Linked DNA regions of Homo sapiens: region 2 is linked to region 1. The links are chromatin contacts, found by Hi-C or POLR2A ChIA-PET in ENCODE. All regions are on one chromosome and are shown on one strand. Each heading gives the region's core, a stretch centred on a gene start or an enhancer-like site at or near the end of the contact. The rest is flanking DNA. Distances are from core to core; before and after follow the strand shown. Region 1 overlaps LINC00189 (long intergenic non-protein coding RNA 189). Region 2 overlaps LOC107985486 (a long non-coding RNA gene).

Evidence for each region. A loop is a pair of places that touch in the nucleus more often than their neighbours do. ChIA-PET counts read pairs that join two places held with the same protein, here RNA polymerase II (POLR2A). Pooled maps may share reads with other maps.
Region 2: a loop to region 1 is called in a map of naive thymus-derived CD4-positive, alpha-beta T cell, with 10 times the contacts of the local background. The contact joins two enhancer-like sites. A Hi-C loop is called at or near these places in 1 of 168 maps with a recorded cell type or tissue (naive thymus-derived CD4-positive, alpha-beta T cell) and 7 of 50 pooled maps. POLR2A ChIA-PET finds 5 or more read pairs at or near these places in 1 of 52 experiments (activated CD4-positive, alpha-beta T cell).

The regions. Positions count from the first base shown.
Region 1 is chr21:29,194,447-29,199,530 of GRCh38, reverse strand. All of the region lies in intron 1 of LINC00189 (long intergenic non-protein coding RNA 189), which reads right to left. Among named protein-coding and RNA genes, the nearest start is that of LINC00189, 3.5 kb to the right of the region's middle. RefSeq lists enhancers at 2,809-3,048, 2,306-3,505. Within about 2 kb of position 3,055, at least 17 of the 41 ENCODE cell types and tissues checked have a DNase peak (open chromatin) inside an H3K27ac peak, as active enhancers do.
Region 2 is chr21:29,447,359-29,452,442 of GRCh38, reverse strand. The region is part of intron 1 of LOC107985486 (a long non-coding RNA gene); the gene reads right to left. Among named protein-coding and RNA genes, the nearest start is that of BACH1-IT3, 46 kb to the left of the region's middle. Within about 2 kb of position 2,767, at least 2 of the 41 ENCODE cell types and tissues checked have a DNase peak (open chromatin) inside an H3K27ac peak, as active enhancers do.

The DNA.
Region 1 (5,084 bases), core at 1,806-4,305:
ATACATGTAAGATGTACTTTGTTTCGATCTAGAAAGGCAGGACAACTTGAAGTTGGGCTTCCAGCTCATAGGTAGATTTTAAAGATTTTCTGATTGGCAATTGGTTGAAAGAGTTAAGCTATTATCTAAAGACCTGAAATTAATAGAATGGAATGTCTAGGTTAAGATAAGTGATGGTGGAGGCCAAAGTTTTATCATGCAGATGAAACCTCCAGGTAGGAGGCTTCAGAGAGAATAGATGGTAAATGTTTCTTGTAAGACTTAAGGTCTGTGTTGATGTTAGTGCTGGAAGGCTTTTCCTGAATTCCAAAAGGGAAGAGGATATATAATGAGGCACTTCTGACCCTCCCTTCCCATCATGGCCTGAACTAGTTTTTCAGGTTAACTTTGGAATGCCCTTGGCCAAGAGGAGTGGTTCATTCAGATGGTTGAAGGGCTTAGAATTTTATTTTTGGTTTACAGACTGATACTGTTTGGCTGTGTCCCCAGCCAAATCTCATCTTGAATTGTAGCTCCCATAATTCTGTTGTGTTGTGGGAGGGACCCAGTGGGAGACACTTGAATCATGGGGGGAGCTTCCCCCATACTATTCTCATGGTAGTGAATAAGTCTCATGAGAGCTGATGGTTCTATAAGGGGAAACCCCTTTTGCTTGGCTCTCACTCTTCTCTTGTCTGCCGCCATGTGAGATGTGACTTTCACCTTCTGCCATGATTGTAAGGCCATCCTAGCCACATAGAACTTTCGAGTCCAATAAACCTCTTTCTTTTGTAAATTACCCAATCTCGGGTATGTCTTTTTTTTTTTTTTTTTTTTTTTTTTTTTTTTGAGATGGAGTCTAGCTCTGTTGCCCAGGCTGGAATGCAGTGGTGCAATCTCAGCTCACTACAACCTCCACTTCCTGGGTTCAAGCTATTCTCCTGCCTCAGCCTCCCAAGTAACTGGGATTACAGGCATGTGCCACAATGCCCAGCTAATTTTGTGTGTTTGTGTGTATTTTTAGTAGAGATGGGGTTTCACCATCTAAGCCAGGCTGGTCTTGAACTCCTGACCTCAAGTGATTCACCCACCTTGGCCTCCCAAAGTGCTGGGATTACAGGTGCAAGCTACCATGCCTGGTCATGGGTATGTCTTTATCAGTGGTGTGAAAAGGGACTAATACACAGATATAACACCAAATGTACAAGCAACAAAAGAAAAAGCAGATAAATTGGATTTCATAGAAATCAAAAACCCCGTTTCTAAGGACACAATCAATAAAACAAAAAGACAACGCACAGAATTGGAAAAATATATGTGCAAATAATATATATAATCAAAGACTGAATATACAATGCAGAATATATGAAGAACTCCTAGAGATTAACAATAAAAAGACAACCCAATTAAGAAATAAACAATTTGATAGACATGTCTTCAAATATGTCCAAATGGCCAATGAGTACATAAAAACGTGCTTGTCATTAGGGAAATACAAATAAAAATTACAATGCGACACCACTTGACACCTACAAGTGAGGACAGCAAACCAGTCCTCACTCTCCTAGAAGGTATGACTTTTCATTCTGTTCCTCACCAAGACCATCACTTCCCACTGCCCCACATTTTCTCCTGCCTCTCCTCTATTTTCCCATCCCTAGTGACAGAAATGACCCAGGCAGTTGCCCCAGATTGAAACGGGAAAGTTTCCTGATCCCTCTCGCAGGACATGCAACAGAGGTATGGCTCGCCTGTTCAGTCGACACCACTGCTCTTCAGTTGTCACCATTGCTCAAACCCCTGATGGGAGGGGAAACACACAGACTGACAGGTGTAGGAGCTGGGGCAAGTGCCTTGGGCTCCAGCCCCGTATCTAGGGGTGGGTGCCTGCGGCCCCTTTTTGCAAGGGCAGAGGACCAGTATGGCAGCTTTCTGTATCCCTAGCTCTTGCTCAGCATCCCAGAAGAATCAGGTGACCCACGGGCTTGAAGGATGAATGTGGGGTTTTACTGAGTGATGGAGGTGGCTCTCAGCAGGATGGATGGGGAGCTGGGAGGAGGATGGAGTGGGAAGATGATCTTCCCCTGGAGTTTGGCCATCCAGCAGTCAAACTCCCCTCCAACCACCCCCAGCTGAGCTCCTCTCAGCGTTCAGATGTTCCTTCTCTTCTCTCTTTCTCTGCTGCGCTGTTTGTCTGCTTGTCTCCTCATCTGCTCATCTGCTTCTGGAGCCTGGGGTTCAGGGTTTATATGGGTACAGGATGGAGGGGCATGGCGAGCCAAAAGGCAACTTTTGGGGCACATAATGCCTGTTCCCACTTACGGCCACGGGTCTCAAGGCTTGAGGGTTGGGACTTTGCTGGGGAACCACCCTCTTCTACCCAATATTTCCCTGTCTTCTGTCCATATCAAAATTACCTTCTCTCCTCCACAACAGAAATCAGGGTTTTCCCCTCTTCCTTCCCAGATTTATCTCTGTGGCAAGTATTTTTGTCTCCAGAAGTCCTATTCTCATTGCCCAGCCAAATGGCTAAAGGAACATCACCCCACCAGCTGTTAGAACCGTGGTGAAGGATGGGAAAATATGTCCCTGGTAACCAAACAGGAAAGCCAACTGAACCTTCCCCACAGAAACAATATTACACGCACCTCAGCCATTTGGGTGTAGGATAGCCTTGAGTGGATAGTCTAGCAGTCCTAACAATCATCGAGGATGTATATGTAAAAAATGGAAACTACGTTTTCACTTTCAAACAACCAGCTCATAAATGAATGTTTGGATCAGACCCATTCTTCTATTTTTCAGTCAAATAATTTTTTATTTTTATTTTTTGGTATCTAACCTTGTTTTGATTCTTGTTGTTGTCAATCAGTTCGACACTGCATTCCTCCAGAAACTCATGAGTATGTTTTGAAAACTTTGCTCCTGTGACCCAGGACCTTGGCTAGAAAGAGTCATCGTAGCACAAGAGGAAGATGGAGCAGGGGTTTTCCTGAGGGTGTGGCAATAGCAGTGACTCATGCTACTTCCTTTTTCTAACCCTTTCCATTAGTGGGGTGGGGGAAAGTCACAGTCAGACCTGGGGAAAGCCGTCTTTATTTAGAGGGCGCCCCTAGTGTAGTGATGGCTTTTTGCTTTCTTTCTGCCACAGTGCAAAGCAGGGAAATAAAAATGCACAGCACGATAGCGAGAGTTTAGAACTCTAAGACAGCCAAAAAAAAGTCATTTATAAAAGAATGCAACATACGCTAAAATTAGTTCCCTAGTGTATGCAAAAAAGAAAGTCAAACTCAGCACATTTCTTTTTGTGTAGTCAGGTACTAAATGTCTCTTGCAGCATATGAAGTGGATAAAGAGAACAGAGACGAAGAAGAAAGGAGAGAGAGGAGTGCAAAGAAGAAAATAAGTGTGGACATAAATTCGCTTTTCAGTGTGTGTAGTCTAGATACTATCTTAGTTCCCCAAACAATGTTTGCTTTGTGATTTCACTGCATAACTCTTTCAGATGTTTTCTCTCTGAATGGCTAGAAGTCAACAGCTCTAGACCCTAACTCTGTAAAAGCAAAGGACTCAAGTCCTCTTCAAGTCTTTCCACTTATAAAAAGGGGAATAAATGAGAGTTTTATATCTTGTGAGCTTTTTAAAGCATTTCACAGAAATTAAACATCAGTGATTACATAAAGTTATATATAACTTCTCAAACTGAGGGGAAAGAAGCCAAGTTGTTGAGGAAACCATAGCCAAAGAAGGATGGCTGTTTAGTTCCCTGAACCACGCTTTTGAAATACTATAATCGAGATCATTCAATGAAACTTGTTTGCTTAAATTTTTTTTACTTTATTGAAAAGAGGGGCTGAGAGGAAGGAAGGCATGAACTGCTATTTCACAAATTAGCATAATTACATCCACTGTATATGCTATTATGGAAATTCAATTTAAGAAATTATAGCTAAAACACCTAGCACGGCGTCTGGCACCTGTTAAGGGATCAATAAGACTCAGGTGTCACAGTTTTTATTATTATTGCTGTTATTATCATTGTGATTATTATAGAGGGGGATCTGTGAGTTACAAGGAGATTGCTGGTAGTTGGATAACTGACCCAAATCATTCCAAATTCTCATGTTGTATTTCATGGACCATGTACAGAAAATAGAATGACAGTTCCATTTTTGTGTCAAATTGTAATTAGTTAACGCCATGCCCTCAAAAGAAACCTTGATTTTTATATTATTATCCAAAATGAATTTCATTCCCAAACTCTTGAATGTGAATATCTTTGACCTGTAGGAGATGAAAATATGCCTGTTTGGCATAAGGATTATTTTGAGGTATTTTGAGAAATTGCAGACACAGGAGAAGCTCTGAAAACAGAGTAAAAGTTACCCTTTTGTAAGAAAAATGTATATCTGTAAAGGAAATCTCCATTTGTAAGTGTCTTCCTCTCTGTACCAGGATGAGAAGGATGACTAAATCATTAGAGACTCAGTGGAGAAGGCACCAACTTAGATCTGCATAACAAACTTGACCTTTGCTTACTGTGTTTTCCTGGGCGTCTCACCATAACTGGCCTTCCCCTCACCCTTCTGTCTTTGTTTCAGTGGAAGATAGGATTTAAGCCTGAATTCAAAGCCATGTCTTTGAGATTTGCTCATTTCTCTAAGTTTCTCCCAGGTATACAGAAGATACACGTTATGAAACGTCCTTTTTTCCCTCGTTAATCAGTCTTTTGTTGCGGCGGTCTGCCCCAGCTAAAAGATATGCAGAGTAGAGAGAAATGTTTTCCCCCTACAGTCCCCAATACTTAATTTTATTCACTAATTTCTGGATCTTGATTTATTAATCATTGAAAAGGTGTCAGATGCACCAAAATCACCCTGGTAAAGAAAGAATACGTAGAGAAAAAAGGTGAAATGCTTTGTCTAGCTCATCCGTCTGGGTTATCTGTGCCTTTGTTTGCCTCTGATTGGGCTATTTCACAACTCTTTAGACACAGAAGTTACCTTGGAGAAAATTGATTGGAATGCAAATAATCTCTGTCCATGAAAATGCAAACTGGGTTTGTGTGGATATTGACCAGTTTTGCCAGTTTTGCATTTGTTTGT
Region 2 (5,084 bases), core at 1,518-4,017, 250 kb before region 1:
TTGTAGTCAATGGACTATCTTCCTTAAAAGGAACTAGAGATCTTGTTAAAATGCAGACTCCTAAGTCCTACCCCAATACTTTTGAGTCAGAATTTCTAATTGGGTCCCAGCTATATTTTAACAAACATCCTAGATAATATTTGTGTACAGGGTAGGATAAGAACCACTGAATCAGAAAATTGGAGCGATGAGTATACAAATAAGACTCAGGCCCTAACACAGAACCCTCTACACATTATACCCAGGGACAGCAAGTACAGATCAAAATAAACAAAAACAAAACGTCCTAGCTTAGGTAAAAAAATAAAAATGAAAAACAGGACAGGTGCGGTGGCTCACGCCTGTCATCCCAGTACTTTGGGAGGCTGAGGAGGGCGGATCACTTGAGGTCAGGAGTTCAAGACCAGCCTGGCCAACATGGTGAAACCCCGTCTCTACTGAAAATACAAAACTTAGCCAGGCGTGGTGGTGCATACCTGTAGCCCCAGCTACTCGGGAGGCTGAGGCAAGAGAATCACTTGAACCCGGGAGGTATAGGCTCCAGTGAGCCGAGATTGCACCACTGCACTCCAGCCTGGGCGACAGAATGAGACCCTGTCTCAAAAAAAAAAAAAAAAATTCTCATTTAAATGCCTTCAAAGGAGGTTTTACAAAGCCTCTTGATATTGACAGCTTCTTTTTTTTTTTTCGAGATGGAGTCTCACTCTGTCGCCCAGGCTAGAGTGCAGTGGCATGATCTTGGCTCACTGCAACCTTCACCTCCCAAGTTCAAGTGATTCTCCTGACTCAGTGTCCCGAGTAAGTTTGGATTACAGGCGTGTGCCACCATACCCAGCTAATTTTTGTATTTTTAGTAGAGAGGGAGGTTTCACCAGGTTGACCAGGCTGGTCTCGAACTCCTGACCTCATGATCCACCAGCCTCAGCCTCCCAAAGTGCTGGGATTACAGGCATGAGCCACCATGCTCAGCCAATAACTTCCTATATGAGTGTGCTTCACTCTAAACATGCACACACACAAAACTAAAATGTGTATATTTAAAAAATCAAATTACTACAATTTTCCTTAAATTTTGGAATATCTTATCCAGGGTTATTTAAAATAGTGTACACAATTATGCATTTTAAATATTGTTCTATCTAGACATAACTTTACACACAGCTGTTCATGAATGTGTCTATTGAACAAAGGTAAGCTTATAGATTTTTCCCAAATAACCCTTCATTTTGGAATTTTCTTTTTTTTTTTTCTGAGACGGAGTTTCGCTCTTGTTGCCCAGGCTGGAGTGCAATGGTATGATCTTGGTTCATCACAATCTCCGCCTCCTGAGTTCAAATGATTGTCCTGCCTCAGCCTCCCAAGTAGCTGGGATTACAGGCATGCGCCACCACACCCAGGCAATTTTGTATTTTTAGTAGACACAGGGTTTCTCCATGTTGGTCAGCCTAGTCTCAAACTCCCGGCCTCAGATGATCAGCATGCCTCAACCTCCCAAAGTGCTGGGATTACAGATGTGAGCCACCGCACCCAGCCAATTTTGGAATTTTCAAAATACGTCAAGGACTGTAGAACTATACATACACACACACACACATATGTATATATAAAATATACGTATAAATACATATATATATAATGTTTATATATACATATATACAATATAATATATACATATGTATATATATGTATATACATTATATAATATATATGTGTATATTTTTGTTTAATTGATGAAATAATTAACTTGTATTTGGGACTGTAATACAAAAAGCTATGGTCTGGGTTGGGCGCAGTGGCTCACGCCTGTAATCCCAGAACTTTGGGTGGCTGAGTTGGGGGGATCATTTGAGGTCAGGAGTTCAAGACCAGCCTGGCCAACATAGTGAAACCCCATCTTTACTAAAATTACAAAACTGAGCAGGGCGTGGTGGCAGGCTCCTGTAATTCCTGCTACTCAGGAGGCTGAGGCACAAAAATCACTTGAACCCGGGAGGCAGAGGTTGCAGTGAGCCAAGATCGCACCACTGCACACTCCAGCCTGGGTGACTGAGATTCAGTCTCAAAAAAAAAAAAAAAAAAAAAAGCTATGGTCTGGAATGGAAAAAAATGGGCCTGCTTTCTGAATCTTCCACATACTAATTTATGCGGCCATAAGCACATCGCTTAACAACCCTGGGCTTTGTTGTTCCTTTGCTGCCTGGGCATGCTAATATTCTCCTCCCAGCATTGCTATTAAGGTGTTTAGCAGGGTTTCTGAATGAACATAATAAATTTAAAGTGCAACACAGAACTTGCCTCCCCTGACACTTAGCAAGTGAGCAAAGAAGAGCTACAGCAACCTACAGAAGGAAAAATAATTAAACGAAATCGTGGAAGGAAAGTTGCAGGGGAGGGGGCATTCTTCAGTGGAGGGGAGGGGTGCAGTACAGCTGGCATCCAAACCAGTTCCCTCCTAGTGGACCTCAGCTTATCCCAGAAGGAGTGTCACTGAGGTTACAAAGTTCTGAAATTTGTTGTTAATACCCTCAACCTGAACAGAAGCAGACTGAACATATATCTGTATCATTTTCTCTCTTAACAGAAGAATGATGGAGTGGTTCCTGGGGTGAGGCAGGTTAAATGGAGAAAGCAGACAATGTACATAACTCTCTCTGATGAAAATGGAAACTACAGACCTACATCCTGTATTGAAGTACAACTGAAGAACAAGCTAAAGCTCAAGGCCCTTCCTGCCTCCAAGCGGAAATAAAATATATGATTCCTAGCCAAGTGTTACAGAACACGTATGTGACAAAAAACCTCAAAGGCACAAAAGATCCTAAATATCCTAAAAGAGAGCTCCTCAGCCGACCTTTCTTCGTATCCTCTATTTTCTCCTTAGGCGACTCAAAAATGGGTAGAAGCAAAAGACTTAACTATCAAACTGTAGCTTACAGAGGAAAACAAACTCTCATATGACAGGAAGAGGGTTAAGAAATCACCCAGCTCTATACCAGATCAAATGGAACATCAGCACAGGACTGCCAAGTCATAAGCAAGAAGAAAAAAAATAGCACGGCAACAATGCAAACATGTGACAGCCAAAAGGGTGGGAGTAGAAAAGGGAGCAGAATGTCAAAAAGACAAAGAACCAATGCTAGAAGGAAAAATTACTCAATGAACGAGGGAAAGTGCTCTACCACTGTGTTATGCTATGAAACAACGTAATTATTAAATGAATACGGTAAGATGGTAAAAGGATAGAATAAGATGAAAAGAGAAATTGCCTAGCTGAGGCAATAAATTGATGCTCAAATCAACATCATTTCTGAACTAAAAAACGTATTAGAACTAGCAAGGAACTGAATAGACATTGCTAAAGAGCAAGCTACTAACATGTGGAAAATTGAACATAAAAATAATGAATGCAAATTTAAAAAACAAAGACATCTAAACAATTAGAAAGGAACTAAGTTACATGGAGGACAAAGATGATATAGCCAAAGAAGAATTGGTGCCCGTGAGATAATCAACAAGTGAAACTGAAAAAATATGTTGTAAGTTGTAATACAATATATATATCGTATTATACAATACGATATATATATACATATATCCCAAAATTCAAAGAGCAACCAATGAGCCTGAACAAAAGCTCATATCATAATTGAACATATCAAGTGTTATAGGGGATTTTCAACACCAAGAACCATCTAGTAGACTAAGTAACATCAAGAATAAACAATTACACAGTCATCCAGACAAATAATGCACATCACTCACAAAAAGAAAAAAAATCATGCTGGCCGTAGATTTATTCACCATACCAATGAATGCCAGGTGATGATGGAATAATGTCTATTAATCTCTAAGGGAAAAAAAATGGTTCCCCCAAGAGAATTATCTCCAGCCAAGAGAGGTTGTTCACATAGCATCAGGTAGACATTATTGAACATAGAAGAAACGAAGGAATAAAAACATCCATGAGGCCAGGCGCGGTGGCTCACGCCTGTAATCCCAGCACTTTGGGAAGCTGAGGCAGGCGGATCAAAAGTCAGGAGTTTGAGACCAGCCTGGCCAACATGGTGAAACCCTGTCTCTACTAAAAAAAAATACAAAATTCAGCTGTGTATGGTGGTGTGCACCTGTAATTCCAGCTACTTGGGAGGCTGAGGCAGAATTGCTGGAACCCGAGAGGTGGAGGTTGCAGTGAGCTGAGATTGTGCCATTGCACTCCAGCCTGGGTGACAGAGCAAGACTCACTCTGTCTCATAAATAAATAAATATTAAAAAGTAAAAAAATCCATGAATTCCTTCTTAATGACAATAAAATCTAGCCAATTAATAGATGAGTCAAAATTTAAAACTTGAGAATGAAGAAGCCATGGTAACAGAAGAGGTGTTAAGCATTTTATCCACTGTACTATTTTTTCAACTTTCCTGTATGTTAGAATGTATTCATATTAAAAGGTTGGAGAAAAAAGATTAAATTAATGTTATACATGCTATAGTATAATACCATGAAAATACTATACCAGGTACTAGTAAGTGGTATACATGGTATACTATTCCATGGTATAGTATTACACATGTTTTGCAAAGATGGTGAAGCTGAGCCATAAGATGGCACTATTTGTGTTACTGGGTGGTGTCTGACCTCACTCCCTTAGCAGTGCTAGGAAGGATAGGGATAGGAAAAATATCTTTCAGCAGCACTCCAGACTGACATGGTATAAGCAGATATTTATCGGAAGTCTATTCCTAAATTATAAAAAGACTAGCTTTGATAAGAAGAAAAGTTAAGAATCTGGGACAGAGTCAGAGCCTTGGGATGGGATGGAACCATCAACAGGACCATTATGCTACTCAGTAATACTAAAATAAAAGTTGTTAAAATGTATCTTTGTTAATACATTTGTGGTGCTCCCCTAGAAAAAAATAAGAAAGTCATGGTCTCTTTTTTTTTTTTTTTTTTTTTTTTTTTTTTTTTTTTTTTGAGACTGAGTCTCACTCTGTTGCCCAGGATGGAGTGCAGTAGTGGGGTCTCGGCTCACTGCAAGCTCCGCCTCCCGGGTTCATGCCATTCTCCTGCCTCAGCCTCCCGA